Linked DNA regions of Mus musculus: all the other regions are linked to region 1. Evidence: chromatin loops called from intact Hi-C (ENCODE). Cell type or tissue: heart. All regions are shown on one strand. Each heading gives the region's core, and the rest is flanking DNA. Links, peaks and the distances in the headings are about the cores only.

Region 1 (6,128 bases), core at 799-4,798:
TGGCAACTGTACTGCAGCATCTTGAAATAAAACAGGGCATGGGGGGTGAGGACTGAATGCAGAGTTTGAACAGAAACCCAGGATAGCTGTATAGGAAAACAAAATGAGAAATTAACCAGGAAAATGTTGCTGGCCGGAGCTGAAGGGAGGACGGTGAGGAGGAGGAGAGGGAGGGGGACTGTGGGACTCAGAAACAGTTTCATTCTGTAGTCCATCGCTCCGTGTTTTATTTGATTTGATTGTTGCTAGTGCTGAGGACTGATCTCAGTAAGCACTCTGCCACTGAGCTGTACTCCCAGTCCTTCACTGCCATGTGTATACACTACACACATAATACAATCTCTCTGTCTCTCTCTGTCTGTCTGTCGCTCTGTGTGTGTGTGTGTGTGTGTGTGTGTGTGTGTGTGTGTGTGTGTGTGTCTGGTGAGTATATAGAGACCAGAGGACAACTCTGTGAATTAGTTTTCTCCTTCAACCTTCCTGTGAGTTCTGGGGCCTTCCAGCCCTGGAACATTTATTTGTTTACTTGTTTGTTTGAGTCAGGGTTTCTCTGTGTAGCCCTGGCTGTCCTGAAATTGGCTCTATAAACCAAGTTAGCATCAACATCATAGAGTTCCACCTGCCTCTGCCTCCCCAGTGTGGGAGTTAAAGGCACGAACCACTATCACCCGTCTTCTGGACTATATTCTTAAAGCAAACTGAAAACTGGCATCCCTGGCAGCCTCATTAGGGAAGCACAACTCCAAATTGGTAGACAGAAAGCAGTGTGTAAAGACAAACAAGTTATTGGCCACTCATGGTGACAGAAGGAACTAGACTCAAATAAACCTTCAGAGGGGTGAGCAGGAGTCTTTCTGTTTCCTTATCTTCTCAATGTCTATGACATTCTCTCCTCTGGATCTTTCCAGTTGCTTCTGTCTTATCTCTGTCTCCAGCAAGCTAAAAACAAACGTCTCGACCCAGCAGAATGAGGAGAGGTGTGCAGAAGATAACAAGTCACAGTGACCATATAGACAGGGTTCTGAGAAGGGAGCGGGAGGCCAAGGGGTAACCGAGGGTGGGGACAGGGCCTGAGGAGCTCTGAGAGTCAGGCAGGCAGCTGAGAACTGGCAGTGGGCACTGGGTAGGATCAAGACTGCCAGCCTGCTGAGATAGAAGCCACCGGGTTCTAGATCCGGTGAGAGTACACAGGTCGTGTGTAGGAAGTAGCATTCTCCTCCTGAGAACCAGATGCCTGGTCAGCCCTGGACAGCCTAAGATCCATTTCCATCACATTGAACCACTGCATAAGGAAAAATTGGGAGGATGGATTTTAGCTGACTTATGCTATGAGAATTGTAAAATGATAAAACTTGGAGATCCTAGGAAAGTTCTAGAGAATGACCTGCCATGGGGGATCGCTTTTATGCTCTCTGGTCCTTTGTTTCTGCCCAACCTCTACTCTGGTTCTTAGCCAAGCCTCCACTTGGAGAACAGCGGTCATCAGGCCCTGTGGGCAGCCCCTGCCTCTGATAAGCACACAGCTGCTCGGTGAGGTAATGCACAGGCTCTGGAAACGTGCGTAGAGCTGCTGTTCGTGGTGAGATACAGACATAGCCCCTAGGGAGGCCCCAGAGGAAAGAAACTGACTTCTGAGCTTTGAGGGGTTTTCTGTCTCTTCATTAGTCACCAGGGAAAGGAAGTTCGCAGATGGAGGGGCAGAAACACCTGAGGGTTAAAGCGAAAGGTGAGTGCGTATGCGTAGTCTCAGGGAAAGCGATGCTTTACAATCCTAGATAAGAGTTCCTATGCACAGAGACAACTGGAGGAGAATGCTAACGATAAGGAGCGACTTCGAGGCAGTGTGGACCCCGAGGCCTCAGCAGACTGAGCAGAGCAGAGGTGTGTGTAGAATGGCTTGTGTAGGTGAACATGTGGCTCTTGTTTCCGCCATCTCTCTTCTATTTCCGGCCTGGAAGGCTCCTGCTCTCATTGACCTTCACCTCCAGACCGCCCCCGCCCCCTTCCCTCATCATCCACAGCCCATTTCCCAGCAGAGCTGTCACAGCTGACGAAATGCAGTTCTTCATGGAGATGTGCTCTGGCAATCAGGTGAGAGGGGAGTAGAGAAGAGTAAAAAAATGAGTTGGGCCAGAGCAGCGGTGGCGCACGCCTTTGGACCAAGCATTCGAGAGGCAGAGAGAGGCGAGCGGATCTCTGAGTTCGATGCCGCCCTGCTCTACAGAGCAACAGAACAAGGAAGCTTCAGGACGGCCAGGGTTACAAAGAAAAACCCTGTCAAGAAGGGGTGGGGGTGGAGGAAGGAGTTAGGTGAAGAGAAAGATCTCGTGTGTGTTCCGGAGTTGGAGGCAAAGCAAGTTCAGCGCGCAGTGTGGAGAGAGCATCAAAGTCGGTTGTCACACTGTACCTGCCGTTTAGAAAATCTTTGGTGTTTAGATCTATGCTGAAATCTCTTTCTCCACCACCCCCATCGTCCTCCTGGTCTCCCCCCTCCTGCTCCTCCTCCTCTTCCTTCTCCTTCTCTTCACCCCCCTCTCGACACCTCCTGAAGTCATGACAGAGCTAGAGGTGGATAAGATGATTGTGAGTTCAGGACTTTAAAGAATGGTCAAATTCTGAGGACCCAGTGACTAACGCTTGTAGAAAGCATAAACATCTTTATTTTTAATACATTTGTGGCTGAGCTAGCTAGACCTCATTGGGCACATTGACGCATCATTTGTTGGTCTCTATGGTCAGGACATGCACTTGAAAACTTTACTAGATGCCAAAGTCAAGAAGCCAGGAGATGGCAGTTGCTACCCTCCACTCGACAGCACTGCCACTCAGGGAGGTAAGCTGTGGGACCCTGGACCCTGAAAACCAGCTCTGCTCTCAGACCGAGTCTGCCACTTCAGATTGGTTCTGTGTCGTAGATGCAGGACATTTCCAGAATATCTCTCCAGGAAGAGCCTTTGAAGCCTGGATCCCGTATCTGTTCAGTCTCTGATCACAACTCTTTGTCCGTACTTCCCCGGTGGCCTTTCTGACTTCTCCTCTCCGTGGCGGTCCTTTTCTTTGTATGAGTGAGTTCTCTGGTTGGCTCTGAATTTCTTACCAATCTCCCAGATCATAATGGGAGTCTTGTTTTCCTGTATTTTCTTCTTAGCCTCGTCAGCAGATGGCGGTATTGCCCCGAAGGCTGGGTTGGCATCGCTATCGCCATCGCCCGCAGACAGAGGGCTCTCAGAGGACTCCAAGTCTTTCCCAGAGACCTGGCTGTGGGAATTGATTCCAGTAAGTTTCATGTAAGCGATGGGATAGAGTCTGCAGAAAAGTCAGAATCGTTTTTTTTGGAAAATCTCAGTGTCAGGAACTCCTCCCCCAGCCCCACCCCCGGAGAACAAACTACACATCCACGAAGCGCACGCACACTGCATGTTCACCCTAAGTCCACACTGATGCTTAAAAACACTGACTACGTTCCCATTTTTGACAAGCCAAGAGCCACATAATCGTGACACCCCACCAGCCACATAATCGTGACACCCCTTTTCTCGGGTGCGGACGCCTCTACTTTTCCTTTTGCAGATCAGTCCTCTCCAAGGCGCTGCTGCTCCCCCCACACCCAGCAGACCTAACTTAGATTCTTGGGGATCAGGGTGATCCAGGCCACAGTTCCCGGTGCCATCACTGAGCGGAAGGCTGTGACAGTCTACAACCTCCCATTCCAAAGGCTTCGCCTGGGCTGACTGCTTTCTGCCCACTCTTGGTTGACCTGACGCTGCTTTTACTCAGTCATTCGTGGGGAATCCTTACTTCCACCGTCTTCAGTTATCTAAAGGACTGCATCGGGATGAGAATGGGGATACTAGAAGCTGTGCAGCCCTGGAGTCTCGGGCCCACACCACAAGGCTGTCCCTAAATTGGAAGCATACGGGACTTCCCTGGGAGAGGCCATGTTGGCGTCTCAGGCCCCGAGTTTCCCTAGCACTATCTTCTATGCTCACACCACCCTTCTCTCTCCACCCCTGCCCCCTCCCACCTCCCTTCTTTCCTTCCTTCCTTCATATGTAAGTTGAGCACACGGCTTCAAGCCCCCTAACCAAACGCTCTACTTTTTTGTTTGTTGGTTTTAATTTATATTATTCTTGGACAGTTCCATACATGACTACATTTTTATCGTTCCCACCTCCCGTTATCCTTTCTCATCCCATTCCCACCTCCCAGCCTGCTTTTTATTTTGAGATGGAGTCTCCACAAAGCTGCTTCCACTGGCCTTGAACGCACTCTGTAACCCAGCCGGGATTTGGGTTCGAGCTCCTGACCCAGCCTGCTGAGGAGTGTTTACAGGCCCGTGCTGTCATGCTCCACTTTCCAGAACTTTATCTCTTTAATCATTCGGGTTCAGACTCACGTGATCGTGAGTGCCCGTAGACTCATGGCCAGATTATCTGGCCTCCAGCTGCCTGTGCGCTGATGGTGCAAAGACCTGTCAAGCTGGGGAAGCGAGGGCTGATGGGCTGGGAAGCCGGCAGGCTTGGAGACCTCCCTCCATGTTTCCTGCTCCATGTGCTTGCTTCTGCTTTCCTCCCGTTTATTTCCCTCTCTCCTTTCCTTCCGAGGCTATGTGGTAAGTAAATGAGCAAAGACTCAAAAATGATGTCCAAACAAATCCATCCAACCTGGAATATCCTGAGGGTGAAAGGAGAGCTTTTGGTACTTATGACAGGACAAGGACTCACCACAGGACAGGTAACTAGTCTGCTTTAATGTGTTTACCCATTTTTAAAAATATTTTTTATTTATTTATTTTTTTTATATGTAAGTACACTGTAGCTGTCTTCAAACACTCCAGAAGAGAGCATCAGATTTCGTTAAGGATGGTTATAAGCCACCATGTGGTTGCTGGGATTTGAACTCAGGACCTTTAGAAGAGCAGTAGGCGCTCTTAACCACTGAGCCATCTCACCAGTCCTACCCATTTCTTAAAAAATATTTTGTAATAGTATCTTCTAGTCTCCTGTTGTAATTGTTGTCTCTGAGGCTTACTGTGTTAACTTAGGCCTAGTCCTGGAAGCTTCTAGCCTCTGTATAGTCTTATCTAGGCCTAGAATGTTTCCAACCTCTGAGACTTACTGCTGAGTGAGCTCACCCTTTCTTTTTTCTGTGGGAAGCCGTTGCAGAGTGGCAGTTGCAGAGTGGCAGTTGCAGAGTGGCAGTTGGCTACTGCTGGCCACCACACATACATAGGCAGTGAAGGTTCTTTTGCCAAGACAAGTTAACCAATCAGATGTGAGATACACCTCTCCTAGGCCTATGTAAGCAGCGCCAGTTCTGGGCTCAGGGTCTTTCGCCTCTACAATCAAGCTCTCCCAATAAACGTGTGCAGAAGGATCCTGTTGCAGCGTCGTTCTTCCTGGCCAGTCGAGCGCGCGCAAGATTTTTCTTTTTCTTTTTTTTTTTTTTCTGAACTCTATTGAACCAACTGAATTGCTCTGCTTGACCTCAAGCCAACTCTGGCAGTATGTTCTAATCTTCTGGCTTCTTCTTATTCTCTGGCTTGTTCTGTCTTCAGCTGTATCTAGCTTGTTTTCTCTTTAACCTGTTTCTGTAAAACTCCTCTCTCTCCCCCACCCCCTCTCTCTTCTCCTCCCCTCTCTCTCCCCTTTTTCTTTTCTGCACTTCTCTCTTAAGTAGGCTCTCTTTCCTGTCTGTTCTCCTGAGAGTTGGGTGTATCCTATTCTGTCAAATCTTTCTCTGATTTGTCACTTGGTCTGCTATTCAATTAGGCATCACTTTCAAACATGGGCACTGCCTTCCACAAACTAACTTTACCTTCATTGTTTAGGATTAAAGGTGTGTACTAAGGGCATGTCTGAATTCCAGCCAGAAGGATGAAATGTGTGCTAAGACTGAGCCACACCACAACTAGAAACAGCTTTTTCAGCAAATAAACCAATCTCAAGGTTCACAGTGTGATCAAATATATCCTGTAACAATGTTTGTTTGTTTGTTTGTTTGTTTGTTTGTTTGATGTGTATATGCCTGGTGTGTGTCCATGTGCCATGTGCATACAGGATCCTGTGGAGGTCAGAAGAGGATCCCTGGAAATGGAGTTATAGGTGGTTGTGAGCCACCATGCCCAT
Region 2 (6,128 bases), core at 936-4,935, 84 kb after region 1:
GGAAGCATGTGGAATGTGGGTGAAGCAGCCATAGTACCTTAACTCACCTCAATTACTTATGTGCCATTTCTCTGGGGAAAAAAAAAAAAAAATCACCCAATCACAGAAGAAAACTCACTGGGTCAAAAGGAGTGACCAGAAGTCTTCCTAAATCTACCTCGCCCCTTCAAGTCACAAATCTTAAGGCCAGCTAAACTTTCAGTAAGATGGCTGTCTTTTTACACTCTAAAGTTCTGAGTTCACTTTCTGTTTGTATTATTCTAACAGGCCCATCCAAACTATGGCCCATTGGACACATATATCCCCTGATACCTGTGAATGCAGCCCAACATATTCGTGGATGACAATGTTCTATTTCAATGTTGAAAAGCTGGCTACCTTCATAGTTAGGCCATAGTGACTGATGCTTGCACAAGGCTTCTACTAGTATCTATTAGTAACCCTTCAGGCCATTGACATTGTTTATTTTATAATGGTTTTACTCTTTTTTTGACAGTTAACTCTTCCAGACATTCTCCACAAGAGAGTGAAAGCTCTAACCCTGTGCTCTAAATTCATTTCCCTTTCTCCCTGAAAGGTACATCTGAGTTTCCATTTCCCATATGCAGGGAGGGTAACACACTTACCCATACTCCCCCGCCCCCCACATCAACTCACCAATACAAACATTTACAAGGCATTTATTTCCACCCAGTAATCACACGTAGCCAAGAGGTCAAAGGCACTCCTAACTCATCTCAGATAGGACATTACAGAACATGTGCAGCAGAGGGACAGCCTTCAGCCAGGCACTCTCTGAAATGCTACCAGACATTAACTAGTCAATCCTCTCCAAACCATGTATTAAACTTAACGGTCTCTGTTTCACAAGTAAAAATTACAGGACAAACAGAACAAATGCCACTGACACAGCTAATGGAGTAAGATGGATGGCTCCAGAGTCATCTATCCAGAAGGGAGCCAACCCAGAGCTGCCTTTCTCCTTTTTAAAACAGACCAGGAAGTTGGAAGTTAACTGTAACAAGGAGCCCAGGTTTAAGCTCTCCCCTCCCCTGAGCTCAGCTATTGCTCAACCGGTCACCTCACCTAGAGCTCCTCTGTTAACCTACTCGGTGCCATTTTCTGCAAGTTCTCTCAGGATTTAATTTAAAAAAAGTAACATTCTGGGCTCTGAGGCGCTTGCTCCCCAGGACATATCCTGGAGGGATGCTCTCACAGAATGAATGCTGTGCACTCTGGCCTCCAAGTTATTTCCTCATTTGTTAACTGTTGCTGCTTTCTCTTCCCAAATTAGGGCAAAGAATTTCACAAAATTGGGACAGGATGAAAAAATTAAAACAAGCCACGGTAGGCACTGGATGAGTGGAACTGTTTGTCATTTGCTTAAACGTTCAAAAAGTTAGTAGAAGAATAACTTTACACTTCTCCCAGCTTAAGATTTGAGTCTAATTTTGAGCTGCTTCTCCTTGATTCAGTGTGGTGTATGTTTGAAATGCTATGCCTGCATTGTGTTAGTTACACAGCCTAGAAAAGATGAGGGGTCTGACGCTTAGAGTTGCTCACTGAGTTACTTGTCCTAGGCTACACAAATATTAAATCAACCTGGATGACTTAATGCCATGAAGGCATTTGTGGTCAAACTTCTGATAAATACAGGCCCAAATAGAGAGCAGGATAAAACTGAAAGCTGGGCAGTTCCTATTTAGCATGGTCCAAAGAGATCCCCAGAGTGCAAGCACTTATAACTCTCAGACGCTGTAAAACAGGATCTTAGGCTCTTGAGAATTCCCCTTTCTTATTCTATAGAGACAGATCTAGTGGCAATGCTGAAACATTCTCTATAGGACGCCGAGTGACTAAGTTAGGGGTTGGGAAACTGCTGACCTCATTCAGCCCTGCACGCATTTTTCCACTCATGGCCGTTTTCCATTTTCTAATGGAGGGCTTTATTTTCTTCCTCCTGGTTCATTGCAGCCAACACGTTTAAGATCAGTCTCAACTGGCAGAAAGGCCCAATGTTTAAAGTGCCCCAAGGAGGTAGTTCTGTGCTTCAAAGTCTCCACAGAAACACAAGACACTCTTGTCACTCTTTTCCACACCATGCTAACAGACCTTCCTCGAACTTCTTCCAGGAGTCTGGAAATTCTCGCCTTCTATCTACTCAAAGTCATACCTTACCCCCAAATGACGCCATGACGCCACTTTACTCCCACGATACAGGTCAAAATTCTCTCTACAAGAATCCAGTTAACACTTCACACATGAGCACTTTCCTTTTCCAACCTTCAAAACATCTCAAATCCCTCTCTGATCTTGGAACTCCTCTTCCTCACTCCTAGAAGTCTGGCGTTCTCCGTTCTCATGCCTTTTGCCTCAAGTCCTCCCTAGGGCTCCCTAGCAGGATCTCCAGCCAGAACCACGGCCAAGCGAGAGTCCTGGTCCGCACCTCCTTCAGTACAGAGGTGTGCGAGGACCCCAGCCCGCTTCCTCCACGCCCCCAACACTCACGTGTCACGGGAAAACAGAGCAACCGCGGCTCAGAAGCCCCCAAGAATGTGTCTCTGAGGTTGGAAGACGCGTCCGGAGATCAGGGGTGCGGGGGCGCAGACCCCAGTCCCTCGATTCCTCTCTGAAGCCAGCGCTTCCCTAGGCGCCTCAATGCGCCCCGCTCCAGAAGCCGGAAACAGGAAGCAGCGAGAGCCTGCTGAGCAACTGCTCCTCCCACTAGACTCCGCGGCGTGTGACCGCAGAACCTTGGTTCCCTGGTCTCTCTTTTGGACGCTGATTGGTCAGCAGCCTAGTTCGCTGTTCCCCGGTCCCATCAACTCCAATCACTCGGAGATTGTCAAGATCAGTTTCTTCTTTTCGGGTCGCCTTTCTACCAATGAGGTTCGAGCTCCGCCTCCAGGGACTCTGGGCGGGCGCTCCTCATCCACGCGGGGTCATGCGCCAGGTGTCCCAATAGGTCTGAAGACAGTACGTGAGGGCGATCTGTGGAACTACAAAGAGTGTCGCTCCTTGGGCTTGCTGGGAGTTGTAGTTCCCTCGCCCGAAGCTCTCTGGGAGTTGTAGTTTCTAGGACTCTTCTGCTACCTTGGTGGCCTCTGTGAGGCGCTGTTTAGCCATCAGTCGGCTGGGCTCGCTTCTGGTTTGCAGTTGACTCTGCTACCCAGACAGTGGAATGTTATAGGTCCTGCCTGTCTTGATTTTCTTTGTTCAGAATTTTCTAATTCTTTCGGGACATAACTATTGTTACTGTTACCTGGGCAATGAATTTTCCTATTGTGGCATCTTGCTAGATAAGCATACTGTCAAAGGCATATATCAAAGGCGCCTGCCCTATGTGTGCCGGCCCTCTAGCCTGTACTTCAGTTTGGGGGGACCCGTGTCTTTGTGCCTTTGGTAAGGTCATTTGAAGACTCCTTGGATTTATTATCCACTTCTCAAGCCCTAGTTGTTCTTAGAGCTTGGTTTGAAACAATTGCGGCTTCCTGGATTCGCTCTCCAGGTTACTCATTTCTTCCTCTGAAGTTTCTTTTGGCTTTAGCTGCTCATGCCCCTTTTACTCTCACGTGCTTTTGCATGCACCTCCCTCACTCTGCTTAGATAGGGATTCATGTCAGAGGTAGAACTGTGCTTAAACTGCTAACACCGTAGTGTCCTATACTTTTTAAAAAAGTTAACTTAAAAGTTTTAATACATTTTAATTAAAGTATAATTACTTCCCCTTCTTCTGACTTTTTCCTTCTTCCATTTCTTTCGAAGGCCCCTTCACCCAGCTCTCCCCATGTCCCCCACTCAGACTGATGGTCTCATCTTCTTTAATTGTTATAGTTACAAATATTTGCATAGATACACTACAACCTGCTGAATCTGTTTATGTTTGTATGTACATGATTTCAAGGATGATCACTTTGTATGGCATAGCCTCACTTCTCTGTTAGCATATTGATATCGCCATTGTTTAGATCTTGTTTTTGCCACCATTTCTATGAGACTGTTTCACACCAGACATCCTGGTATTGCAGCTCTTACGGTTTTTCCAGCCCCCCTCTTTTTTTATGTGTCCTGAGTCATAGATGCAGGAGCTGTGATGTAGAGGTAGCCACTGTGGCTAGGCCCCTCACCACCTGCTGATCTCTGCACCGTGTCCTGTCATGGTTTTCTGTGATGGTCTGTAGTGAGAATTTTGGAATTTTGGCTTCTTTAACACAGAAAACAATTTTAAGAACATATTTCCATTTTGATCCCAGGTGTGGGATTTGGGGCTGCTTCAGATTGTCCACAACAGCTGGCTATGATATTTGCCTTGTGCTCTGACAGGGGACGTGGTTTTTGCTAGTCCCTGCTAGAGCACAAGGCAAATATGTTTGATAGTTTCTGTGGTGGTATTTGGAATTCTGAGAACTTTTCAGAGGGTATGTGCAGAGAGGCAGGGGTGGTTGTTGATCATTGGGGGTGGTGGTGGTGGTTACGGTTTGTTAGTAGTTGTGCTCAAAGAAGAAACAAGAAGGGAAATTAGATTTCAGAGATCTCATTCCTTTCCTCTCTCCCCTCTATCCTTTTTTTCCCTCCTATCTATATTAGGATGTTGAAGGAGTGGAAGAGAGGGAGAGAAGGGTGGAGGAAAGAAGAACCCACAAAGTCGCAAAGACCAGCTACAATGGTCTCCATTTGCTGTAAACAAATGCTTATTTGATATATGGTGAAATTACACTTATCTGTGGGCCTAAGGATATGATTTCGAATGCAGTTAGGAATTATGCTGACCTTGCAAATTGGTAGTACATTTTCTTCTAAGATCCTACCAGCCCTGGGAAGTTAGATTTCTAGTACCAGGTATAATTTTCCTCCTGCTGAGTGGGCCTTAAGTCCAACCAGACAGCCGCTGGTTACCACCAACATATGAGGGACATCTACTGTACCTTTATGGATGTCTTGCTATGCTGGCCATTGCGATTTATAGGTACCACAGCTGGGTAGGACTATGAATTGCCCCTTCTCTGGCACCTTGTAGAGTATTTTCTGGTACCTTGGAAGCTATACTGCAGGAATGCGGCTTTCGGGTTAGATCGAGCTCATACAGTCTGAGCCCTGTATCCTAGATGTGCTGTGTCTTCAGCAAGAGGAGCTTACCTTTGACCTCTGAGAGGCAACCGAAGGCAGTAGCCATTGTCTATGTTGCTTTAAGGGTCACTTGGACTGCCCTGACCAACCATTTTAGAGACATCGCATGCTTTCCACTGGGGGTTTTGTTAGTCTGTGGTTCTTGTGGGAAGCGTGTTCAGCTCAAGTGGCATAACTTTCATATACATAGTGTGATATATGTATATATATATATATATATATATATATATTATTTGTGAATGTGTGTGTGCATTGTGTATAATTTTAGGTAAATATTAAATAATAAGATTACATGAGGGTTTATCAGAAAGCCTTGGTGTTATTTGTCCCTCCTCCTTCTGTGCTGCCCTCCTTTCCCTCTGGTCTCATAGCTTGAATCATAGAGTGCATAGCAGCAGTTCGTGTCTGGCAGCGTCTTGACCACAGTGGTTAGGGGTTGTCCACAGTCTGCCCCACATCTCCTGCCAGGATCTCCTTGCCTTCCTCCAGGATGATGTTCTTCTTGTCCTCACTCAGGCAAAAGAGCACCGCCTTCTTGCGTTTCTTCACTTCTGGTGTTGAAGATTTGCGAACTTTCATGTCATTGAACACCTTGAAGACAGTCAGAGCAGAGGCCATGGTTCCGGAAATGAAAGGGAGACAGAAAGAGCCACTGAAGACCTGAGCCCCTGCAGCTGCTGGGATCTGGCTGAACCTGATTTCTGTGTTGTTGCTTGTTTTGTTTTTACTTTTCAAGACACGGTTTCCCGGCCGGGCATGGTGGCGTACGCCTTTAATCCCAGCACTCGGGAGGCAGAGGCAGGTGGATTTCTGAGTTTGAGGCCAGCCTGGTCTACAAAGTGAGTTCCAGGACAGCCAGGGCTATACAGAAAAACCCTGTCTCAAAAACAAAAACAAAAACAAAAACAAACAAAAACCACGGTTTCCCTATGTAGCTTTTGTCGTCTTGGAACTCACTCTGTAGATCCGGCTGGCCTCAAACGCATAGATAATTTCCTGCC
Region 3 (6,128 bases), core at 408-4,407, 840 kb after region 1:
CTCTTATTCCCTGCTCTGTTCCTTTGTGCTGAGAACTTGGTGCTGGGGGTTCTGAGCTGATACTTTTCTTACAATAGTCTTACAAGTTACCATTGCTCGTTGTTCATTAAGGGTGATAGTGATGGACCAATGACCCCTGACCTGTGGTTCATTAACAGTTATAGTGATGGACCAATGATCCCTTGCCCTATCAGTCAATAATAGCCAATCCTTACCAAGCTCCTGTTCCATGATTAGGACCTTGTAGGGACACAGGCAGGAATGGGAGTCTCTCTGATTGCAGTGTGATTTCCGGTGAGCTTTTTCCCAGTAAAGGGAACAGGGCAGTGCAGCAGCCATGGAGCAGGCAAGCTCTTTCCCAGTGGCCCAAGTGAGTGGAGAGAATGTCACCCCTTTGTCCGAGTTACCCTGAAGTCACCCCTTTCTTTGCTGAGTTACCCTGCAGTCAGCCCTGGAATAAAGGTGCTGCTAGCATTTGCGGTTTAACCTGACCTCATTTAAATTTTGAGTTTTAAGATCCTTCTGTTATTAAAGACCTTGAAGGTTACTTTTATGTCTGAGCAGTGTGTGGGGGTCTGTCCTCTAATCCTCGAGACTTTTTTCTAATATTTGGTGCTGATTGAAAAGGATAAAGATATAATCTTCCTTTCATCACCGTCCATAGTGAGATTTGCATATTTAGTCTGCATTATTTCTAATAAGCTGGAGAAAAATAAGGCCAGATTTTCCTCAGCACCCTGGGTGTCTCTTTGGTTTTATCATAATTTAGCGACTTAAGAGGCTCCTTTTCCATTCCTGCCAGGAGGCAAGGATCATAAAGCCCTGGGAGATTACCTGAATTGGGGTGATAAAAGATTACCTGAAAAGGGTCAGTTGGTGGGGTTGCCACAACACCAGCTGAGTTATGCTCCTACCCTGAGCATGAAGAGACTCACTGTGTGCCTGAGATGCCCTGAGTATGAAGAGACTCAGTGTGTGCCTGAGATGCCCTCCAGGCTACTCACCGTCTTCGGGAAATAGAGTAAAAGTCATAGTGACACAGGTGATATGCTAGGTGGGGTCAAAGTAGGGAGCACAGAAGTCAGATAGCACCCGGGAGACAGGCAGAGAAAGACAGACAGACGATAAGCAACTTGCCATACTCCTGGCTTCTTCACCCAAGACAAAGACTCACAAGGCTTCTTTTCCCACCTTCTTGCTGCTGACTGGACCAAGCATAGGCTAGGCTGGCCCACCATGAGTCAATCAACCCATTCTCCTTCATACAAGTCGACCAACCCCAAATGGGAGAGGAGCCCACTGCAGGCCACCAAAACCTATAACAAACCCAAGCCCTTAGGTTAACAGGCTCCAGTTTCTTGATTCCCTTCCCACATGAGGATGCCTGTCTCTTTGGGTACAGTATATGTGTGTGCGCACTCCTTTACATTGAATACAACTTGTTTGCTTGTTGTGACTGAAACGTTTCCTGCCCTTTAAGCTTTAATCAGCAGAGAGAATGAACCAGACTCAGGACCTCTAGGCTACATATTTGGGAGTGGAGAATTGTCTGAGATCTCCTTTGAGGGTGACCAAGTCATTGAGGCCCACATAAACTAAGCCACATTGTAATAGGGGGGTGGCTGCTGAGCCGTCCAGGGATTCTCCCTTAATCCCAGAATGGTGAGCTCACCACCACCACCACCACCACCACCACCACCACCACCAAGAGGAGTTTTGTGAAATCCACAGGCTGATAATTGTATTGTTTTCCCTTTTCTCCGACAGGGAGAGTCCCCTTTGGATGATTTTCGCTCTAAAATCTGTGTATCAGAGACCAAGAGAATGTTTCCATATAGCCCTGGCTGAAATACCACACTGGCAACTTCCCGCTGGGACCCTTGGGGTTAATTACTGGCAGCTGGCTCTAGAGAATCTTCTCCCCATATTTATTCCCACTGAGACGCCTTTATCTTGTTAATCAGAGTCTCTAACCCTGGGAGTCCTTCAGCAATTTATCTTATCTGTGTGTCTATCGTTTATCCAAACCAGGATGAAAGGACCTGTTAACAAAGGGGTTAAAACTATCTAAGAATTCTTTAAACAGATTGAGCCATTTGCTGATCTAGACTGTAGTATGCCCCTTAACCATAAACTTGTGACTAGAGACCACATAGCTCCCCCTTCTGGCCGAAACGTGGTATGACTTGAAGCACAATTCTGGGAAAACTGACCATGGGAACTAAGGGAGATGATTCAGAGAGAATATTCTCATATGGTATTGACCCATCTGTACCATTCCCAAGTACAAAAATCAACTCAAAATGGATCAAAGACCTTAATGCAAATTCTGAAACTTTAAAGCTACTAGAAGCAATACAAAGAAAAACACTTCAAGATACAAGTAAGGAAAAAAATGTGTCAAATAAGACTCTCATAGGCCAGAAATGAAAGATGGACACGGTGAAATCGAAAAGCTTTGGCACCATAAAGGAAACAACAAGAAAGGGGAGACAGCTTACAAAATTGGAGGAAATATTTGCTAACTATTCATCTGATGAGGGACTAAATACACAAAGAACTTTTTTTTTAAATCCAATAAGCAGACAAAAAAAAAAGTTCTCAAAGAAAATATAACAGCCATTAAATATCTGAAACAATGTTAGCCATCCTTAAGCCAGGAGGGACACGCAAACTAAAGCTACAATGAGAGTCCATCTTACGCTGGAAACATGGCTACCGCAAAGAAAGCAATGGAGGTTGGGCAAGGATGTGGAGAGTTTGTTGTAGGATTGGAAAATAGTGCAGCCAATATGGAAATCAGTATGGAATCACCTCAAAAGGTTAAAGATAGAAGTACCTTATGATTGACTTGGAGGCATGCACCAAGAGGAATCAATGCCAGCCTCTCACGGAGTCATCTGCGCATGCGTGTTTAATGCAGTATTTTTCATACTAGTCAAGTTATGGACTCAGCTCAGACACCCGTCAACAGATGATGGATGAAGAAAACGATGTCTGTGTACACAACAGGGTACCAATTAGCCACGGAGAAGAAAACAATGTCATCTTCAGGAAAAATAGATGTAACTGGAGATCACCGTGTTCAATGAAATCATCCAGGACCAGAAATACAAATATCACATTAAAAATCATTTAGGAAATCTAGACTTAAAATAATAACTCTTGTAATCGGGAGTGAGTAGTGGGGGGAGACGTTTATTTGGGAAGAAGGGACCAGTGGAAAGGAGCTTAGGAGAGGCTAATGAGGGATAGACATGATCAGAGTATATGACATACATGGATGAGAATGTTTTAACATTCATTTTGTACAATGTATTTATGCTAGTAATAAATAAAGCTAATAACAATTTTAAAAGATGATAAAATACAAAACACAGCTGCTTGGGGGTCACTGTGGCTGCTCAAAGCCGGGGAGCTATACTTCCCCAACTGCTAGGATTCAAGTCAGCGAGCTCCACCTGCTACTTCCCAACATTGTCCAGTGCACCGTGCTGTTGCAAACCAATCCTAGGAAGACAGTTTGAGTGTTGGAGGACACAGGAGGCCTCTTGCCTTTTATCTCAGCAGAAACATTTGTCAATAAGGCCTTTCATCCTAAGGCCAGATGGCTTCCATCCCAGCGCCTGAGGATCTGGAGCTGGCCAAGTGACAGGAGGAGCTCTGGAAGTTTGTCTTCCACACTCAGGAGGGGGTTTCTGAGGCAGGGGAGTGGGAACATGGAACTCAGTTGTCAGTCATTGGTGAGGTCAGGGTGTGCTTTGTCTAAGTTACTCCATATTGTATAAACCAGCAAGTCTCCAGGGTATGTCTTGCCACGGGGAGACTTAGTTTTACAAGCAACACATGATTCCATTTTGAATGCAAACACAGCCAGGATGAAGACTCTCTACCTTGTTGGATACAGAATCACCATTTGGCCATCACTACCTATGAGACATGGGCTCATAATTTAACACCATGACCAAAAGCAAGTTGGAAAGGAAAGAGTTTATGTGGCTTATACTTCCATGTCATTGTTCATCATTGAGGGACGCCAGGGAAGGAACTTGGAGGTGGGAGCTTATGCAAAGACTATGGTGGTGATGGTGGTGGTGGTGGTGGTGGTGGTGGTGGTGGTGGTGGTGGTGGTGGTAGTGTGTGTCTGTGTGTCTGTATGTCTGTGTGTCTGTCTGTCTGTCTGTCTGTCTGTCTCTCTCTCTCTCTCTCTCTCTCTCTCTCTCTGTGTGTGTGTGTGTGTGTGTGTGTGTGTGTGTGTGTGTGTGTGTGTGTGTGTACGCATTCTGCTTACTAGCTTGCTCTCCATGGCTTGCTCACCTTACCTTCTGATAGGACTACCTGCTCAGGAGTGGCCCTACTCACAGTGTGTTAGGCTGTCCCCCAGCAATCACTAAGAAAATGCCCTACAGGCTTGCCTACAGCCCCATCTTATGGAGGCATCTCCTCAGTTGGGGTTCCTTCCTCTCAGATGACTCTAGCCTGTGACATAAGCACCCTTATGCAGACAACATCCAGCTGCCCAGGGCTTTGTTTTGTCTGTCTCCACTGCTGAAGAAGTTCCTCAAATGGCCATTCATTTGTCCACACGTCTGCCATCTAGACCTGCTGTCTGTCCACCCCTCCATCTGTCTGGATCCGGCCCTGCCCTTTGCCTCGATGGCCTCCACATTCTGTACCTCATTTGCATATTGGACTGCATCTGAGGCTTAGCTCAACTCTAACCTGAAATTGACTCAGCAGCAGCACCTCCTGCAGTGTCCATCAGAGAATCCCCACAGAGATTCATTCCCCTTTGAATCTCTACTAGTTTTCTGCTTGCCTCCAGTCCAGCTTCTTTTGAACTCCTCTTTAACCCTTGATAGCTCTCCTATCTCTCCTATAACCTACACACACACACACACACACACACACACCCCACTCGCATACATTTTGTATAATGTGTGACCTGAGAATTAATTGATAATTAAGGTTGGAATAAAATAGCCTGTGTTTTGCTTGGCCAGCTATCAAGGGAAATTGGGACTATTTGGCAAATTAGAGGCCATAAAACTGATGTACTTTATAAAGCTATTGCTATTTAATCTGGCAGTGTGCACACACTGTGGAAAGACATAAGCCTGTCTATGGTTTTGTCAGTGCACTGGATGACATCACCACTCAGCATGCTTCCATGGGTATCTTCAAGTACTCAGGGATAGCATACCATAGAGGGCTCCCAGGTTGCAGATGACTCCAGCCCTCTTTCTATCATCCAGCAAAGCATGTCAGTTGTTGCTTCTTTAACGAAATCTCAATTGTTAGATTTTACCATTGAAGACTCAGGAGCCAGATGTTGAGGTGAAAGCCTGCTAGCTCAGAAAGGCAGAGAAAGCACTCAGCTGACCTTCCTCCTCAGCAACATCCAGAAGCAACTCCCTCCCTTGGGCTGTCTCAAAAAACCTCTTCCAAACCAAATGTCTTCCCTTCTACTTCCTGTGTGTCTCTCTCTATCCATCCTCCTGACTCCCTCTTACTCTTTATGGTCTTTTTCTTAATATTTCCTGTCTTCTGGTTGCTTGTTCTGCCTCTTGATCTCTGGTTGACTTTATTTAATCCTGTTTACAATAAAGAGAAAGCTCTTGCATTAAAAGTGCGTTAAGGCTGAACCACACCACAGCAGTCTTTTTTTTCCCTGTAAATAACACAATCTGAGGGTTCACAGTATGATTAAATATCTTGCAGCATCAGGTAGTAACCAGGTAAGCAGCATTACTGTTGGGATAATACACCCATTCTAATATCTTTTGAAATGTCAGCCTTCGATTTGAACCTTTTATCCCTCTATCCTAGAAGATATGAAGGATTACAAAGTTTCCTCAACTCTTCTCTGTCCCTATCAAGGAACACAAGTGCTTTGACTGTTTTATGATCCAGCCATACCTTGATTTTCCATAAAGTTTAAAGTAAGTGAGATTTTGTATATTCTTCTGATGAAGGTAACTAGGTAACTAGGTAACTAGCTCAGACGCTGAAAGAGAAAATCCCCAGTCCTGATTCCGATCCCATAAACCCTCCAGTGAACTCCACATCCGGCCCCTCTGGCAGCCCCAGGCTTAGGCTTAGGCCCCATACCATGACAAGGATCTAGT
Region 4 (6,128 bases), core at 2,129-6,128, 52 kb after region 1:
TAATAACTCATGAAAAGGGGCCCTGGATAACCTGCTGAAACCATGAGCTGGAGTCAGTTTGCTAAGCGGGTTGGACTAGGTGATTGACAGGTGGCAGTATGTTGTGGTGCACCTGAGGGACTGTGAGTCACATCAGGGTGGGGAGAAACAAGGTGGCCTGTGGGGCAAGACTGCATCCTGCTACTCAGCATGTCGCTCGACTCGAAGCTTGTGTATGATTTGTGGAAAACATTCTTCTATTACATATTTTTGAACATTGGTTCCTTGTTCTTTTACAGTGACTGTAATATTCTGTTACAAATTTCCTGGTTTAAATTGACACGTGTATTACTTTCCAGTTCGGTAGGTTAGACATTTGATGTGCATTTCGCTGGGTGAAAGTCAACGTGTTAGGAAGGCTGTGTTCTCTTTTGTCAGAGCTCGGGGGAAGATTTATTTAGTTAACTTTTTTTCCTAGCTTCTGGAAGAGTAGTTCTCAATCTTCCTAATGCTAGGACCCTCTAATACAGTTCCTCATACTGTGGTGAGCCCCCCTCCCCAACCATAAAATTTTTCGTTGTTACTTCATCACTGTAATTTTACTGTTATAAATTATAATATAAATATCTGATGACCCCTGTGGAGTGGAGACCTATAGGTTGAGAAGGGCTGTTCTAGAGGCTTCCCACATTGCTTGACTCATTGCTGCCTGGTGTTTTAAAGTAAGCAAGAACGGGCTGAGTACCTCTCAGGTCATGCTAACCGCTCAGCACCTTCTGCTTCCTATCTCCACTCTCACATATATCCACATCACACTGGAGCTGCTGTGCTAACACTCCGGAATCGCCCGTTGTTTAAAGGGCAGCTGATAAACAGCATTACTTCCTCTTTGCCGTGCAACGGAGCATACTCGCAGGCTTCATGAGTGGAAAAAAATTAGGCTCTATTATTCTTATTCCAGCTTAAAAGTCGACAACACCAGAAACAAAATTTAGGGAATTTGGGTGTACGTTACTTCTCTTTCTTGTTTGCTAAGGTATTCCCCAGTTCTTACCTACACAGCGTGTTTTGGATGGAGAACTGGAGATATTAACTAAGTCAGAGTGGACTGTCCATTGCAGTCACTTTTACAGGGCAAATGCCAAACTTCTCTACAGACATTCAGAGCTGAATACCTGAGTGGAAATGTCAATCTCTCATTTATGCTGTGGCTGGAGGTGGTTCTGAACTGCGGTGTCACACAAACCTAATTTAAAATTCTTACTCCAAAACTTACTTAAGTTCCCACGAACCAAATCCTGAATGATTTAACTTTCCCAAGCTTTATGTTCTTCATCTGTAAACATTATAATTGACCCAAAACAATTGTCTGGAGGACTGAATTCCAGGAGGTCTCTGAAGCTGCAGCAGAGGCTCCGGGTATATTTTGAATTGATTTTCCCCTTAGTAGGCTTCCCAGAGGCTGAGCTTTCTCGGCCTAGGGAACATAACCCCAGAGAGTATAAATCAGAGTTGAATCTTATCATGAATCTGTATTCTAACTTCTGAAATACTGACCAGAAGAGCACACTTGAAGCATTATAAAAGTAAATGTAGTGCCCAAAGAATGCTCTTGTCATATAAATGATAGGCTCATTAATTAAACTCATTGATGCATAAACTTCACTAAATTATGATTAAATAGTGGTGTAAGCTAAATAAACCATAAAGAATGGTTTAGATAAACTGGAGAACGACAAATGTTTAGTGGGTTAGCTCTAGCCCTGAAATGCCCTTTTCTCTGCTGAAAACCAAGGGACTTGGACAGCACTTGGCTTTAAAAATTGGAGTCTCGACAGGCGTGGTGGCGCACGCCTTTAATCCCAGGACTCGGGAGGCAGAGGCAGGTGGATTTCTGAGTTCGAGGCCAGCCTGGTCTACAAAGTGAGTTCCAGGACAGCCAGGGCTACACAGAGAAACCCTGTCTCGAACCCTCCCCCTAAAAAAAATTGGAGTCTCAAAATGCTCTTAATGCTCATCGTCCTCTCTTCCAGCTAGACCTTAAGAACTGCCACAAGATGGGGTGGGATGTGGAAGGTGGGTGGGGTGGTGTAGTTTAGAATATAGGAGGTCACTGCCTTGTTTCCCGAAGACATTCTTCCCATATTTGCATAAAAATGTGCTCCTCATTTTTCACTTCATTTACAGTCGAAGGCTTCCCTTGTAAAGTAAGAGCTATCTCTTCACAGGTCAGCTTGAAGAACCCTGCTCTGTGCTCAGTGCATGGCCGGGATTCCATTCCCTTACCTTCTGTTTGTTTTAGTTGCAGCCAAGTCCCCTTCCAAATCCCAGCGCTTCTAGACGTAGCAGGAGGGCTCAGCTCTGTGCAAAACAGGTCGAATGCATTTCCTTTACACCTGCTTAGGCTAATGACCTTCAGTGTCACGCAGAGCAAAGTTACCTTGCATGCACTCAATTGAACCATTTGTTTTGAAAGAGAAAAGACTAATTCCAGAAGAGTCATTAAATGAAAATGAGAAAGTTTAACAAAGAGGGGGAAGCAGGGAGGAAGGTGGAAGAGAGGGAGGGAGGGGGAAGGGGGGGACAGCTTAAGATCCATCTGGGAACAAAATTGTTTCTCTTTGTTTAGGTGGAGGTGAACTAGGTTACTCGGTATGGAAATGATTTTCTTGTGGATGGAGGCTTTCCTGTAAATTTAATTTGCTGTTGATTATATATATATATACATATATATATATATATACATATATATATATATATATGTATATATATACACACACACATATATAACTAAGTTAAATTTATTTTGGTGGAAATTAGTTAGACCTATGACCCAGTAAGCTTTGGAGATCTTTACATGAAAATTGAACTCTAAAAAAAAAAGAAAAGAAAATTGAACTCTTGGCCCATGATCAACATAGCTTGTGCTGCAATGGGTTATTCCTAGGCTAATGTCAGATAGAAGCTGAAATTATTCGGCCACTTTTCAATCCCCTTTTGTCATCCAGTAGATGACGAAACCAATGGTACTGGATTGAAAGAAAGAAAGAAACCAAAAAACTTGAGGTGGAATGTAGCTCTATTAGCAGTTCTTCATTGTTAAGGGGTGGAGCACAATGGGAAAGGGCCTTGATAATCTATACACACCCTATAGGTTGGGGAAATAAGGACATAAGCACTGGCATCTGGATGCTTTCTTCTGGGTTTATATATTACAGATCATATCCAGATTCATTGATGTTGAGTTTTCCTATAGAAGCCCTGTTTCTTATCCTGGCAGGGTATATAAATCTGAAAGTCATCTTTAGGTTGTTCTTTGATATTGAATACTGTTGAGGCTCAAAACGCCATTTGTAAGTCTCCGCAAGGAAGCTTTAACCTTGACCTGCCAAAGTTCTAGGTTTGAATGAAGTGGGTCCTGCTCCACCTGTTTTTTAACCACCAGATCTCCTTGCCAGAATGTTCCCATTCATCCCCAGCCAACACCTATCATCCTTGGCTCGGCAGCAAACCCTTTCACCTCTCCACACCCATGTTCCTGCCTCTCCAGTCCTTTGGCTGCCCTTTGGGATTTGCATACCCGTTTAACAGGTTCCTAGAAGCCTCCTAAAGATCTTACTTTACGGAGATCTGGCTATACCAATTAAGAGAGGGAGTTGAAACAAACACAAATGCATCAATTTATAATGAGAATGCCTCTCCCCCCCCCCCCCCCCTTAAATACAAATTAATTACACCTGGGTTTTCAATCTAGAGTGGGCTCAAGAAAACAACTAATTATGGCTGAGGTTAGCAAAAGATACAAATCCCAGCTATTATCACAAGGTAACACCCTACGGCAGGTAAAAGGTTAAGGAGAGCAGCTGTCTTTGCTAACAATGCTCTGGTTTAAAAAAAAAAAAAGCTTCCAAGAGTGGCCAGCACACAGTAGGTGTTCTAAGAGCTCTGAGAGACTGAGAATAATTAAATCCTGTTAAATTTGTGTTGCAAATAAAACGGGCCTCCCCCACCATATGCTCAGCCTTCCCAAAGGCAGCACCATTGTTCATCTCTTTACACCCCGCCTTTTCCATTGTTTTGGGCGTTGTGATTCTTTCACGTGTGCGTGTGACTTAAAGAGATTCCGAAGCACACAATCAACCCTGACGTCACAGACTTAAGTATTATTCAAAGCAAGTTGCTTCAGGTTCCTGCTTTTTAATGAACTGCTGCTTCTAACGGGTTCAGTTTCTGTGCGGCGTTGTTTCCCGCCTTCTTGGAGTTGGGGCGAGGGATTAAACACTCAGCATTCTCTCGCCGTTCCCTCTATCTCAAAGTTTTTCTTTTCTCCTCTTCCCTTCCCTTTGCTCTATTTCCTTTCACAGGCCGTCGTTTCTCAAGGGTCTTTGCTCCGCTTCCTCCCTCTGTGCCTGCTGGTCCCTTTGATCCTTTCTTTCGAGCCCCTATTCCCAGAAGCTGCAGAAAATACCTTCTTTTTTTCCCCCCCTTTCACGTCACTTCCCTCCCCTCTCCCCATCTCCCTCTCTTCTCCGAGGTGAGTCCCCCTCTAGAGGCCAGCGCTTTCTTAGACGTCTGCTTTCAGACGGCGAGCGGAATTCGAAGAGAGAGAAGGGGGGAAGAAAGGAGGAGAAAGAGAGCCAGAGCCAGGGGGAGAAAAGAAAAAGAAAAACAAACAAAAAAAACCCCACTCGGGCCTAGAGCGCGGAGGCCGGGGAGCAGCGTCGCCATGGCAACGGGCGCCGACAGGAAGCGAGGGACGCGCGCGAGGGCGGGCGCGGGGAGGGGGCGGGCCGGAGGAGGGGTCGGCTGCCCCGGAAGCACCTCCCCGCAGCCCCCTCCCCGCCGGCCCGCGGCCCCCCGGCCTCGGCCCCCCACCCTCGCGGCGGGGCAGGAAGTGACAGGCCCGCGCGAGCCCCCGGCCTGGCGGAGCCGCGGCGCGGCCAGCACCCGGACGGCGGGAGGGGCGGGGAGCGGCGGCCGCGCCGGGCACCTCCCACCGCGCCTGGGCCCCCGCCCCTCCAGGAAGGGGAGGAGGCGGCGCGCCGCCGCCGAGGCCGAGCGACCCCCCCCCCCTCCCCCGCCCCTGAGGTGGACGCCCCCCGCGAGGACTCGGGTGCGGAGCCGGGCGCGAAGGTAACCGGGCGGCCGCGGGCCGGGGAGGGGCCGCATCCCGGGGTCTCGGCGGCGCGGGGATGTTTCCTCAGCCACCTCGGCGTGTGCAACGCCCAGGTACCTCCCCCAGCCGCGCTCCTGCCTCCCGCTCTGCTGCGCTTTGCGGTGCTTGGGTGCTGCGCGTCCCGGTCTTCGTGCTTTGCGCTCGCTGTGCTCGGTGCTGTCTGTCCGTCACCTCGTTGCCTCTGACCGCTTCTCATTCATTTCTCCCTTCCCCGACTTTGGTCCTTCCATCCGAGCATGCTGTCTGGTTATCTCCCTGCTTCTCGCGCTCCGCCGGGCTCCCCGATCTCCCAGTTCCTCGACTTCTGTGCCTCCCCTGCTTGGCTCCCTACTATTAGAATATACATTTCCCTGCTTACCAAGTCCGCTCGCTTCGGGCACAGCACTGTATCCACCCCTTTCTCCTGGTGTGTTTGATTTCTCTTTGGAAATGCATTTTTTTTTTTTTAATCACGCTTCTGTGAAGAACAAGAACCCCTGGGAGTCTTTCCGAGGCGCCCCTCAACCCTTGCTTCTCACTCCATTCTTACTGCAACAGAGTTTTATACTCAAGGGTATTGACTTCTTCCAACACCTGACCCAATAGGCCCAGTAGTATGTCTACCTCAATATTAATTTCTAGTTCCTTCCCATCGGTGTGCGTCTTCCCCAGTTGAGTCCTTAAACACACCCACACCCAAAAGGTGGGAACGTTTAGGGTGGCCTTTGACTCTTAGTTTTAATTTTTGATTGAGTTTGCCACCTAAACGGTGTGCTCTCTTCACTTTCTATACTGAATCTGGAACTCACAACATTCATTGAAAAATGAGGATTTTAAGATAGATTTGTGTGCCTGCGAGGTTTTTGATGGCAGTTTCCCTGGTGAAAAGACTTTAAAATTGGCCCTCTCTGTTTCATTATCTGGGGGAAATGAGGGGGTCATCGAATTGATGAACGTGTTTTATATAAGGCTCTATTGCAAGTAACAGGGTCTT
Region 5 (6,128 bases), core at 1,908-5,907, 830 kb after region 1:
TTGTACTCAGGACAAGAATCACCACAAAAAAACAAAGAAACAAACAAAAACATTATGATCCAAAATATTTTGGAGACCCACTGTTATCTAAAATCACCCTTTTCTTTTAAACAAGAGTTGAATCCAAGTTGCATATGCCATATCCTGTAGTAAATTAAGATTATAGATTTTCAACCATCAACCCCCATGCCATAAGTTTTAAGTTAATATTTTGTTACAGATTTTACAGAGCTTTAGCCATACTAATAAACCTACAAATCTTGAGGTACAGAAAGTGATGAGACTATTATGTAATAGTCTTTCAAATCATTGGATAAGATTCACACTCTAGCAAGAGTTTTAGAGCTAAATAAAAATCAAAAAGTATGAGATGAATAGCAATAGTCCCCATTGGTAATAGTCTGTCTCTTTCATTTTGTTTTGCTCTCTTTTCTCAGTCACATACTGAGGTGGTCTGCCTGATATAGGATGGAGATTTTGAAGGAAACCTTTAAACAAACATGCATGGGTCTAGAGGATGGGGAACTATAACTCAACTCCAGAGCCAGATTTTTGTTGAAACAGCACAGGATAAAACAACAATTTAATATCACCCATACATAAAAACATTTGGATCCAGTGACCAGCGAAAGGGAACAAAGTAAGTTAAGAACAAAGAAGGTTTAAAGATTAGAATTTAAGATTTAAAAAGAAAAACGGTGCAGCACCACAAATACAAATAACCCAAGCAATACAAAACAGACAGAAAAATTCTACAATTTTATGGCCCAGACAAACCAAAACCAAATGAGGGCCAGCATAACCCAGGCAGTCTCTCTGACTGGGGATTCAGCACTGTATCCTGTTCTTCCATGAGTCTCACAAACGCTTACAACAGGCAGGATCATTACCTATCCCTCCAGAGGGTTTCCAATGTTACTTTTCTTACAATTTAAGCATAGATTGTAAGCATAGAGAACCTGTGCATGGCTCCCTTCTAATTCTGGGCCTGTCTGATTCCTTGACTTCCAGTACTCTGGGAGCCTCCAGGGTCCCAAGGCCAGCCAGAAAGAGAAGGTGGATCTGGCTGAAGGCCCAGATCCCAGATGAACCCCCAAAGTTATGGGTCTAGGGTTATTCAGAGACCCACCAATCTGACTATTCATATGTTTTAACAAAGAAGAGGCTTTTATTTCAGATACTGGCACCAAGTCTACTCCAGGGACTTGAGATTCCAGAATACAACATCCAGCCACCTCTGTCAGGGGTTTATAAAGGCAAAGAACACAAGGTTACAGTCTATCTAAAGAAGTGGTTCTAAACCTTCCTAATGCTGTGACCCTTTATTATATTTTGTTGCTACTTCATAACTGTGAATTTGCTAGTGTTGTGACTCATAATATAAATATCTGACTTGTATGATATCTGATATACAGCCCCTGTGAAAGAGTTGTTCAACTCCCTAAAGAGATGGAGACCCACAGGTTGAGAACCATTAGTCCAGATGGTAGCAGAAGGTCCTCTGACACAAAACATGTATTTTACAAAAGCAGAAAAAGCAGTAAAAAATTAACCCATAACAGCTTTTAACATTTGGTGATCTAAGTTTTCTTTAGACTTCTCTTAAGCACAGAGATTTAAAATTTTTAAACATAAAGTTAGCCATCACAAATTCACTGTAGAACTCAGTGTTCCCAGAGTTCTGCTAGGTCATATTGACTACTTTGTTGTTGTTGTTTTCATTTGGCTTGTGGATTGGGGCTGCCTTGTACCTAATTTCTATCAACAACAGAAAGAAAGTAGTTAATTTCAAATCTGTTTACTTCTCATTGTTGTCCAGGACCCCAGGTCTGTAGTTCATTCTTGCTTTACTTTTCTTTCTCATGTTCTAGCTAGAACATCTTATCTAGTTCTCTAAACCATACTTTTTTACTTATTCACATTACTTTTGCATGTATCTTCATTAATGTCTTAGGGTTTTACTTCTGTGAACAGATACCATGACCAAGGCAACTCTTATAAGGACAACATTTAATTGGGGCTGCCTTACAAGAGGTTCAGTCTATTATCATCAAGGGGGAAGCATGGCAGTATCCAGGCAGACATGGTGCAGGAGAAGCTCAGAGTTCTACATCTTGCTCTGAAGGCAAACAGGAGAAGACTGACGTCCAGGTAGCTAGGAAAGGATCTTAAAGCCCACACCCACAGTGACACACTTCCTGCAACAAGGCCACACCTATTCCAGCAAGCCATACCTCCTAATAGTGCCACTTCCTGGGCCAAGCATATTCAAACCACCAATTTTTTTTTGTTTAAATACACATTAATATAAAAGTTGTGTGTATTATGGAGCATACTGTGGCATTTCAATACATGTACACAGTGATCAGATGAGGACAGCTGATATATTTGTCATCTCATTAAGGTTGTATATAATATGTAGATACAACATAGTTTATTCAATCAATTGTAAATTCCAGAAAGATACTGGGATGATTACAGTATTTTCACTGTAAGATTTCTCCTTAAACTTTATTTTTAAATTATTGTACTGCAGAAATTAGTGGCATAGACACCATAATCCCAGCTACTCATGAGACAGAGGCAGGAAGATCTTGAAATCAGGTCCAGCCTATACAACACAATAAGTTTAGTTCAAAAGAAAACAATTTATATACTCACAAGAGTCCCAAAAATAATATATGGGAATTTTGGATAATTTATCAAGTTTCACTCAGTGGTAAAATTTTATCTATTTATTCATTTACTTTTTATATTTCTTTCTTTTATAAATTAATTTATTCTTCTCTTATACTTTACATCCCAACTGAAGTTTTCCCTCCCTCCATTCCTTCCAGTACCCCCACCCTACACACACACAAACCTCCCCTCTCACCGAGATTCAGTCCTCCTCCATTTCCCTTCAGAAAAGAGTGGGCCTCCCAGTGATATCAACTGAACATGGCATAACAAGAAACAATACAACTGGGCGCAAACCCTTATATCAAGGCTGGATGAGGCAACCCTGTAAAAGATAAAGAAGCCCAAGAACAGGAAAAGGAGTCAGAGATACCCCCACTCCTACCGTTAGGAGTCCCACAAGAACACTAAGCTACACAACCATAACATGTATGTGGAGGACCTAGCTCAGACCCATACTGGCCCCATGATGGCTGCATCAGTCTCTGTGAGCCCCTGTGAGCCCTGCTTAGCTGATTCTGTGGGCTGTGTTCTCATGGTGCCCAGACCCCTCTTGCCGCAGACCCTCTGGGCCCCCATACTTCCTCCTTCCCTTCCACAAGGTTTCCCAAGTTCTGCCTAATATTTGGCTGTGAGTCTCTGCATCTGCTCCGATCAGTTGCTGGATGAAGCCCCTCTGATGATGATCAGGCTAGAGAATACAGAACAAGGGGAGCACTCCTCTTTTGCTGGTGGAAGTGCAAACTTCTACAACCACTGTGACAATATTTTTATCAGAAAAGATGGGAACCTTTCACCCAGAAATCTAGTTAAAGTCTCCACAGGCTAAGGGTGGAGAATTTCAACACAACTAACAAAAACCATGGAATATTTTCTCCATAAAGACAGTATTCCTGTTTTTAAAAAGATGTTACAAATATGAATGCTAAAATAACAGAATCATGTGGAAACCCAAAGCATCTATAGCCTTGGAGTGAACCTTACTCTTTTTCTAATACAAACCTGTAAAGAGTCTCAAAGATAATATTAAGAGCTTTGTTTATAGTCAAATTTCTGCCTCAGTTTCTTTGTGACTTAGTCTAGTGAGGAGTCCTTTGACTTTTGTGATAAATGGCTTTACCTCACCCACCCATAATCCTGTGCAGTGCTCCCCAGGAGCCACCCTGTGCTATCATTTACTGAAAGAAAAGTATTTCTTAGAAGCTCTTTAAACAATATCACTTCAGGGACCATCAAAAATTTGCACATATATACATGCACACACACACACACACACACACACACACACACACACACCACAGACACATATATACCACACACACACCTGTCTAGTGTTAAGACATGTAAGCAGTTCTCTCTTGAAGAGCCAATGCCTATATGCCTATATTTTGAGTGTATACCACTCTCTTTCTAAGCATCTTTCTCTCCCCCTTAACGCTCAAGTTTACATCTGTATTAAAATTGGTTCTCTTTTTTTTCTTTAATGAATTCTAACTCAACTTGAAATCCTCGTCCTTAGTGGCGTGAAGAATTCCAGCTTCACTTGGCAGCTTAATTCCTGTTCCCATTTCCTGATGCTGCTAAGAACACAGCACTGTTAAGCCACAGACGTTCAGCTCCTAGATTTTACACAAACTCATCTGTGAATATGTGGTTGATGAAGTAGAGCTCATGTGTAGAATTGTGCAGCAGCGCCACCAACAGGTTGTAAAATGTTCCTGTCTCTCAGTGAAATTCTGCTGTACCCTTGGAAGCACTATTGACCTTGCTCATCCCTGCTGACAATCACTAATCTTCCCTGTAGTATAGCTTTGTTGCTTTGATGTCATTATATACACGGAAATGTGTGACATGACCTTTTCCACTATGCTGTTATTTTATATTGAACTAAACTTGATTTTTAAAAGACAAAGCTGTACCCAAGCTTTTACACAATTCAAGTCTGAGGATTAAGCAATGACTTTTTAGTATAATTAATCTGCTTGTACTGGGAGTTAAAGAAGTTATAATATTTTGCCCTTGTAAAAAGGGCATAGAATCCAAATCATAACTGGAATTCTCAGTGACTCAGTGCTTTCTCTTACACAATAGGGGTCTGGTCAGTTTTAAGATGGAATCCCTCCATACATGCTGCCCTTGATTCCTTTATCACCATGATTCATCAGCCCATGCAATGAGCCAGCTGGCGGCTGCAGCACTTTCATTCTTTGTCTTTGGATATTTTGATGTGGCCCTTTGAACCCCATTCAGGACCCCAGCTGCTGTTGACAAGCAAGTGGCTACCATCCTTTGAATTTGCTCACTCAGCTGTAGCCAACCACAGAACATCATGACCTAGATCCTTGCTGCTCTAGGCTGGATCATAATAAATGCCTGACTTGTTGAATTGAAGGGATACACTGCCTGTATCAATAGCAACAGTGATGGGCCCCATGGTTGCCCCTGCCATCGTGAATGCCTTTTCCCATTGGGGAATGTCCCAAATCCAGTGCTATTAACCACAGAAAACTTGGGTCTGTCTTCATAAATTTTATCCTTTCCCTTCAGGTGGCTGGAAATCCTCTGAGTTCAGGCCTTTGTTTTCTTTAATATACATGTAATAGTTCCTTGTTACTGTAGCAAATCACCTGACACAACCAACTTAAGGAAAAAATAAGAGTTTATTTAGGCTCACAGTTCCAGGGTACAGTCCATCCAGGTACTGAAGACATTGTAGCAGGAGTGAGAGGCCCCTGGTCACATTGTATCTGCAGTCAGGAAGCAGAGAGCAAATAGGAAGTGAGTGAGGATGTAAAACTTCAGAGCACATCCACAGTGGTGCACTTACTCCACCAGGTCTCCCTTACTCAGGGTTCCATGTCTTCCCAAACAGAACCACCCACTGGGGATCAAACACATGAGCCTATGGATGACATTTCACACCCAAAGCCCAATAATGAAAGGTGTGACGTGTTATTCCACCACTTAATGCCTTCCCCCAAACAACTCATGAGGTCCTACTCTCTCCACAGATCAGTCTGCCAGTTCTGTGGATGCTCTAGGCCAATGCCCCCAGACACCCTAAAAGCCCAACAACCCCACTTCTTGATTCATCACAGTAGTAACGCAGCTTGTCTTCAGTTGTGATCTTGAAGGTCATGTGTCACCCACCTCCGATCTTTAATCAGTGTGAGAGATGGTGGTAAGCAACAGTCAGGGAGGAGGTACCTCAGACCCAAAGGTGAACAGAAAGTAGGGGAGTGTTGAGAGGCCCCAGCAGAAGAAAGTCTAAATGACAGAGCACAGGAGGGAGGTTGCCACAGGGGGGTTGTGAGCAGAAGCTAATTGAGGCATGGAACTTTTCTGAGCCACCATATCTAAGGAGACAGGTAGAGACTGCAAGAACAGACAAGAAGAAATAGTAGAAGGAGTGGCCATGCAGATCGCACAGTAGTGGGCCATTTTATTTA

What was found. A loop is a pair of places that touch in the nucleus more often than their neighbours do. Peaks named below come from ENCODE experiments on the same cell type or tissue, not always from the same donor. Only the 100,000 strongest peaks of a DNase experiment are listed, where the experiment ranks them.
Region 2: a loop joins it to region 1, with 4 times the contacts of the local background. A loop is called at or near these places in 11 of 42 quality-filtered maps.
Region 3: a loop joins it to region 1, with 5 times the contacts of the local background. A loop is called at or near these places in 13 of 42 quality-filtered maps.
Region 4: a loop joins it to region 1, with 2.4 times the contacts of the local background. A loop is called at or near these places in 11 of 42 quality-filtered maps.
Region 5: a loop joins it to region 1, with 8 times the contacts of the local background. A loop is called at or near these places in 13 of 42 quality-filtered maps.

Annotation. Positions count from the first base shown.
Region 1 is chr6:122,389,202-122,395,329 of GRCm38, reverse strand. It overlaps 1700063H04Rik (RIKEN cDNA 1700063H04 gene), which reads right to left and starts at 3,951. Exons shown (of 2, transcript NR_152109.1): 1 at 3,799-3,951; 2 at 2,643-3,306. RefSeq lists an enhancer at 1-2,725. In heart, for the core only: a CTCF peak has its summit at 3,162 (motif pointing right); no DNase peak of the experiment used is centred there; H3K4me3 peaks cover 2,988 bases; H3K27ac peaks cover 3,937 bases.
Region 2 is chr6:122,305,547-122,311,674 of GRCm38, reverse strand. It overlaps M6pr (mannose-6-phosphate receptor, cation dependent), which reads right to left and starts at 2,955. Exons shown (of 7, transcript NM_010749.7): 1 at 2,509-2,955. In heart, for the core only: a CTCF peak has its summit at 3,103; a DNase peak (open chromatin) is centred at 2,934; H3K4me3 peaks cover 2,481 bases; H3K27ac peaks cover 2,203 bases.
Region 3 is chr6:121,552,704-121,558,831 of GRCm38, reverse strand. No RefSeq gene overlaps it. Among named protein-coding and RNA genes, the nearest start is that of A2m, 80 kb to the left of the region's middle. In heart, for the core only: a CTCF peak has its summit at 2,171 (motif pointing left); no DNase peak of the experiment used is centred there.
Region 4 is chr6:122,338,582-122,344,709 of GRCm38, reverse strand. Phc1 (polyhomeotic 1) reads left to right here and starts at 5,053. Exons shown (of 16, transcript NM_001355215.1): 1 at 5,053-5,112. In heart, for the core only: a CTCF peak has its summit at 4,561; DNase peaks (open chromatin) are centred at 4,129 and 4,749; H3K4me3 peaks cover 2,435 bases; H3K27ac peaks cover 2,226 bases.
Region 5 is chr6:121,559,344-121,565,471 of GRCm38, reverse strand. No RefSeq gene overlaps it. Among named protein-coding and RNA genes, the nearest start is that of A2m, 74 kb to the left of the region's middle. In heart, for the core only: a CTCF peak has its summit at 4,359; no DNase peak of the experiment used is centred there.